Linked DNA regions of Mus musculus: region 2 is linked to region 1. The links are chromatin loops, found by intact Hi-C in ENCODE. Cell type or tissue: left cerebral cortex. All regions are shown on one strand. Links, peaks and the distances in the headings refer to the core of each region. The heading gives the core; the rest is flanking DNA.

What was found. Hi-C counts contacts between places; a loop is a spot of excess contacts. Peaks named below come from ENCODE experiments on the same cell type or tissue, not always from the same donor. Only the 100,000 strongest peaks of a DNase experiment are listed, where the experiment ranks them.
Region 2: it touches region 1 in a loop (11-fold over the local background); 2 of 42 quality-filtered maps call a loop at or near these places.

What each region holds. Positions count from the first base shown.
Region 1 is chr4:147,442,267-147,445,150 of GRCm38, forward strand. Zfp982 (zinc finger protein 982) reads left to right here and starts at 848. Exons shown (of 5, transcript NM_001371348.1): 1 at 848-1,273. It also overlaps the pseudogene Gm13161 and the pseudogene Vmn2r-ps19. In left cerebral cortex, for the core only: no CTCF peak of the experiment used is centred there; DNase peaks (open chromatin) are centred at 1,117 and 1,391; H3K4me3 peaks cover 841 bases; H3K27ac peaks cover 246 bases.
Region 2 is chr4:147,866,951-147,869,834 of GRCm38, forward strand. It overlaps Miip (migration and invasion inhibitory protein), which reads right to left and starts at 1,769. Exons shown (of 10, transcript NM_001025365.2): 1 at 1,419-1,769. It overlaps Fv1 (Friend virus susceptibility 1), which reads left to right and starts at 2,029. Exons shown (of 1, transcript NM_010244.3): 1 at 2,029-2,884. The coding sequence starts at 2,029. In left cerebral cortex, for the core only: a CTCF peak has its summit at 1,615; DNase peaks (open chromatin) are centred at 1,708 and 2,609; H3K4me3 peaks cover 2,008 bases; H3K27ac peaks cover 952 bases.

The sequences.
Region 1 (2,884 bases), core at 168-2,667:
TTTAGGTGGGGAGCTGGTTTACAAGAAATCACCTGAGTCAGACTCATTCCTTGTTCACAAATCACAGGAGAATGGAATTAACATCAAATATAATTAGCTCTGGGGCTATTCATAACATTTCCTCCTTTCTGTCCAATTAAAAGACTATTTTATCTCAGATATAATTGAACATAACTATTATTATTTTGTAATTTATAAAGTACTAGAGACCTAACACCCAGTCCATCATCTTTGTTAATTAAACAGAACCTCTGTCATGTATCTTTACTTAAAAGACTTATAATTCTACATCTGCATATATCTTGGCTTTATATTGAATGCCATCTTAAAACCATCCTCTCAGAACTGTTCCTCTCAAAGAAAAAAACCTGGGTTGGCTAGGAGACTACGCAGTTTTTCAACCCCATCAGAAATCCAAGAATGACTGATATTAACTGAAAATATAAAGAAAGCCTAACACAGCTTCCAAAACTTAGCCAATTTACAGAGATCACGGATCACTTGGACAGTCCCTTACTTCAACATGTTGGAGCACTGGTATTCAGCTTATTGCCCCGGGGTCATCTGACAGACTTAGAGAAACAGAAATATTTTTTAATATTTTTTATTAGATATTTTCCCCATTTTCATTTCCAATGCTATCTCAAAAGTCCCCCATACCCTCCCCCCGAGAAACAGAAATATTAAGGAGTAGCTTACTAAGGGGACCCACTTAGCCAACTCAGGTAGCTTACTAGAAAGCTCACTTGAGGAGTGGATCTGGATTAAGGGGCCGGAGGCGGGTCCTGGGCACTAACGGTTTCGACCCCGCACCCCGCCCTCCGCGCCGCACCCGAGTGGCCCCCAGTCGAGCGGGCCCCCACTTCTCGGCCCGACCCAGACCCTTCTGCGCCTCCCTTGGCCTTTGTCCGGCTCCAGGAGGCCGGCCCCGCGCCCCCTGGCAGCCGCCGGTGCCCGAGCACGCATCAGCCTCCTGGCTACATACGCGAGCTCGGGGAATCTGTGGCCTCCGTGACCCCTCTCCCCAGCCCGCCTTGTTGTGGAGCCCGGCGGGGCGGCGACTGCCAGGGCCGGGTTTGCGGCGCTCAGGAGAGGCCCCGGCTCCGCCCCGGGCCTGCACAGGGGGAGAGCGGAGCGGTCAGCAGCCGGGTCGGGTCGGGGCCCCTCCCGAGAGGAGAGTGAAGCGGCAGCGGCGGCAGAAAAGATGGAAGAACTGCATAGCCTGGACCCACGAAGGCAGGAATTACTAGAGGCCAGGTTCACTGGAGTTGGTGTAAGTAAGGGACCACTCAACAGTGTGTCTTCCAACCAGAGTTTGTGCAGCGTGGGGTCCTTGAGTGATAAAGAAGTAGAGACTCCTGAGAAAAAGCAGAATGACCTGCGAAATCGGAAAAGGAAAGCTGAGCCATATGACACTAGCAAGGGAAAGGCACTTCTAGGGGGACATAAACTTAGTGATTCCTTTGAGTTTGCTGGGGGAAGCGGGCCAGGAACCAGCCCTGGCAGAAGTGTTCCACCAGATGCATGATCCTCACGGCAACATTCCTTATCCAATCCCTTACCGCTTCGAGTAGAACCGCCTCTGTATGGTTTAGATGGCAGTGCAGCAAAGGAGGCCTCAGAAGAGCAGTCTGCTCTGCCCACCCTCATGTCAGTGATGTTAGCAAAACTGCGACTTGACACAGAGCAGTTGGCACCACAGGGAGCTGGCCTCTGCTTCACTTTCATCTCTGCTCAACAAAACAGTCCTTCTTCTATGGGTTCCAGTGTTTGAAAGTGACCTGTGATTGTGGAAGCTGCAATGAGGATACTGTCTTTTTGTTGTTGTTTTGTTGTTCTTTGTTTGTTTGTTTGGTTTTTTTTTGTTTGTTTGTTTCTTTGGGTTTTTTTTGTTTTTTTGAGACAGGGTTTCTCTGTATAGCCCTGGCTGTCCTGGAATTCACTTTGTAGACCAGGCTGGCCTTGGACTCATAAATTCCCCTGCCTCTGCCTCCCAAGTGCTGGGATTGAAGGCGTGGGCCACCATTCCCAGCGGTGATAATGTCTTTTCTCCATCACATGTTTATTAGTGCGTGAAGTGTTCAGAGGATTGGCACACCATCACAGAGCATAGATTACTATTGCATCCATACACCTTTGACATCTCTGGCCTATGGAGACCCTTTGAGAATGGATCTGGCCTATATGCATCTATGTTTCCCTGCCTTCAGAGGTCTGATTCTTGGGATTTTTGTGACTCACCCAGCACCTTCCATCTGGAAAGCCAGTAAGCACTCTCTCATCTACATTCTGCCCATTTCTCTCATCTTCTCTTTCCTTGGCTTCATAATATTCACAGGCCATTCAAACTCAGTTATTTTTATCGTGAGGCAAACCATGTTCATAGGTTCATAGACTGGGATTTTTTTCCCTAAACTTTTGGCCAAGTAGATCTTGGTTCTGGATTTCAGAGTGGTTTTGTTTTTTGTTTTTGTTTTTTGTTTTTTGTTGTTGTAGTTTTGTTTTGTTTTTTGAGACAGGGTTTCTCTTTATAGCCCTGGCTATCTTGGACCTTACTTTGTAGACCAGGCTGGCCTCAAACTCAGAAATCCGCCTGCCTCTGCCTCCCAAGTGCTGGGATTAAAGGCGTGTGCCACCATGCCCGGCTGAGTCTTTCTTTAAAGTTGGATTCTGAAACTAAAGAGCCTAGAGGAGGATCAAGCATACTGTGTAAACGACACCAAGCTGTAAGGTACATGTCCTATATCCCCCAAGTATGGTTTGTACTGATGGAGAAACAATGATCTAGGATGATTGTCTGGGACAATTTAATAGTCTGGGACTTCCAGGTGTGGTCTGCCACTACAATCTACCACAGGTCACCAAACTGCTTACTACATCCATT
Region 2 (2,884 bases), core at 232-2,731, 420 kb after region 1:
TTAGGAAGAGTTGGGAGGAGAGTTGGGAGGAGTTAGGAAGAGTTGGGAGGAGTTGGGAGGAGAGTTGGGAGGAGTTAGGAAGAGTTAGGAGGAGTTAGGAAGAGTTGGGAGGAGTTGGGAGGAGAGTTGGGAGGAGTTAGGAAGAGTTGGGAGGAGTTCTCTTCCGGGTGTCCTTGGTGAAATTTACAAGGCAGGAGTGGGGAGTGAGTTCTTTCTGAATTTTTATCTCCGTGTCATTGGCACAGGAAGGTAGGCATCTCTGGTTGTAAAGTATAGAAACAAAAAGGCTTTTTGCTGGCTATAGAGAACAAAGAGCTTTTTTCTGGCTGCATTTTTAGAGATCAGGGAAAACAAGCTTGGGGAACGTCTAGGGGCTTTACCTTCCAGGGAGAAACGCTCTAAGTCGGGGTCTCATACTATCTGGAGCTGGCACTGAACCCAGAACTGGAAGCATTAAGCCTTTTTCTCTGCCACAAGTCTTCTCCTGGTCAATTCATTTCTTTGCTTTTCTTTCTTTCTTTCTTCCTTTCTTTAATTTGCATGTATATCCCAAGGTCACACAGCTACTAAATGTCAAAAGCAGGGTTTGAACCAAAATGTAGGTTCCTGCTTGTTGTGCAGTGGCTACTTCCCCTGACTTTCAAACTTCTCCCTGATGGTGGGAGGAGAGAATCTCTTCAGAAGGCTGCAAATTCCTAGAGCTCCCTCCACAAGGTTGATTTAAACTATGTCCAGGGGAGAGCATTCTCAGATGGAGCTGCCTGAAAGCTGCGCGGGGGTGGATCAGAACCCGTGCTCGGTGGGACTGTCAGTGATGTAGCTGCCTTTGGGTCATGACCCCAATACGTACACTCCTTGGTTCACCCAGCCACACTTGGGTGGAATCGTTTCTCTGTTCTGTTGGCTGTGCTCTGGGGCAAATAAACCTTTGTTGACACATGACTCCCTATGAAGGGTCTGCACGGAGGAAAGCATGGCCCTGACTGGGACACAAACCCCACCCCCACCCCTTCTCCGGCCAGCTTTGGTCCTCAAAAATTATACTCAGGGGCTCTCTCTCTCTCTCTCTCTCTCTCTCTCTCTCTTTCTCAAAGATTTATTTATTTGTTCGGACACACCAGAAGAAGGCGTAGGATTCCATTACTGATGGTTGTGAGCCACCATGTGGTTGCTGGGAATTGAACTCAGTGGTTAAGAGCACTGAGCCGTCTCTCCAGACACTTTCTTTTGCTTCTGGAAGAGATGTCTGCAATATAAAGAAGCACTTCCCACTTCTCTTACAACCCCAGCCCAGACTCCTCCAGCCGAATCAGACCCCCCTATCCTTCCCAGCCCTGCCACCCTACAGGCCCCTGGAGACTTGGGTTTCGGAGCAGGCTGCAGGGGGCGAGCAGAGAAGACCCCAGCATCTCACTCACGCGCACTCAGGCAGGGTGCACACCGGGGCCTAGGCGCTTGCCCCTTCTCTACCGGTCTAGCGGGACGAAGGCACGCCTCTGTGGTCCCGAGATCAGCGGCTGCCATGGATAAAAGGACGCCAACGCTCTCCGCCCGAAAGCCCAGATTCCCAGCAGCCGGGGAATCCGCCTCCAGCAGGGGCGGAACCTCCAGTGGTTGTCCTAATTGGCTAAGGCTGGGGCGGGGCCTCCGCCGCTGTCCTGCTCGGCCAATTGACAGTGCCAGGACGCCTTATATTTGTTTCTTCGCATCCGGAAGCGGCAGTTTCAATATGGAAAGGAGGGGCTAATGGGACCTCATTGCTGATTGGTTAACTGTTAATGCTAATTCTACCAATTCAAATTGAGGACAGGCTCTGGTTGGTCAGTAGTACTCGGTTACGCAATTTCCGGATGTAAAGTCTCTAATGGCAGTGGATAGGTGGGGCTAGAGACTCCGGCAACTTTGACCTTTTCACGCGGACCCCACACTAGCAACTCCCCAGAGTGCTTTTGCCAGGGACGAACTGGAATTTGGATCCGAGGCTTGTAGGACGCAGTAGCCGAGTTCTAGGGAAACAAAAGTCTGAAGATGAATTTCCCACGTGCGCTTGCTGGTTTCTCGAGCTGGCTCTTCAAACCTGAACTTGCCGAGGACTCTCCGGATAATGACTCTCCGGATAATGACACTGTTAACCCATGGCGTGAGCTGCTGCAGAAGATAAATGTGGCCGATCTCCCCGATTCATCCTTTTCGAGCGGTAAGGAACTTAATGACTCTGTGTACCATACTTTTGAACATTTCTGCAAGATTAGGGACTATGACGCAGTTGGCGAGCTGCTTCTGGCATTTCTGGATAAAGTAACAAAGGAAAGGGACCAATTCAGAGATGAAATTTCCCAGCTCCGAATGCACATAAATGATCTAAAGGCTTCTAAGTGTGTCCTGGGGGAGACTCTTCTTTCCTACCGCCACAGGATTGAAGTTGGGGAAAAACAGACTGAAGCCCTCATTGTGAGGTTAGCTGATGTGCAATCCCAGGTCATGTGTCAGCCTGCCCGGAAAGTGTCTGCAGATAAGGTGAGGGCACTGATTGGTAAAGAATGGGATCCGGTAACCTGGGATGGAGATGTGTGGGAGGACATAGATTCTGAAGGGTCTGAGGAAGCTGAGTTGCCCACTGTCTTGGCCTCTCCATCCTTGTCTGAGGAAAGTGGTTATGCCTTGTCTAAAGAACGCACCCAGCAGGACAAAGCAGATGCCCCTCAGATCCAGTCTTCAACATCCTTAGTTACTTCTGAACCTGTCACCAGACCCAAGTCTCTGTCTGACCTTACAAGTCAGAAACACCGCCATACTAATCATGAACTCAATTCACTTGCTCACTCAAATCGCCAAAAGGCAAAGGAACATGCTAGGAAATGGATTTTAAGGGTGTGGGATAATG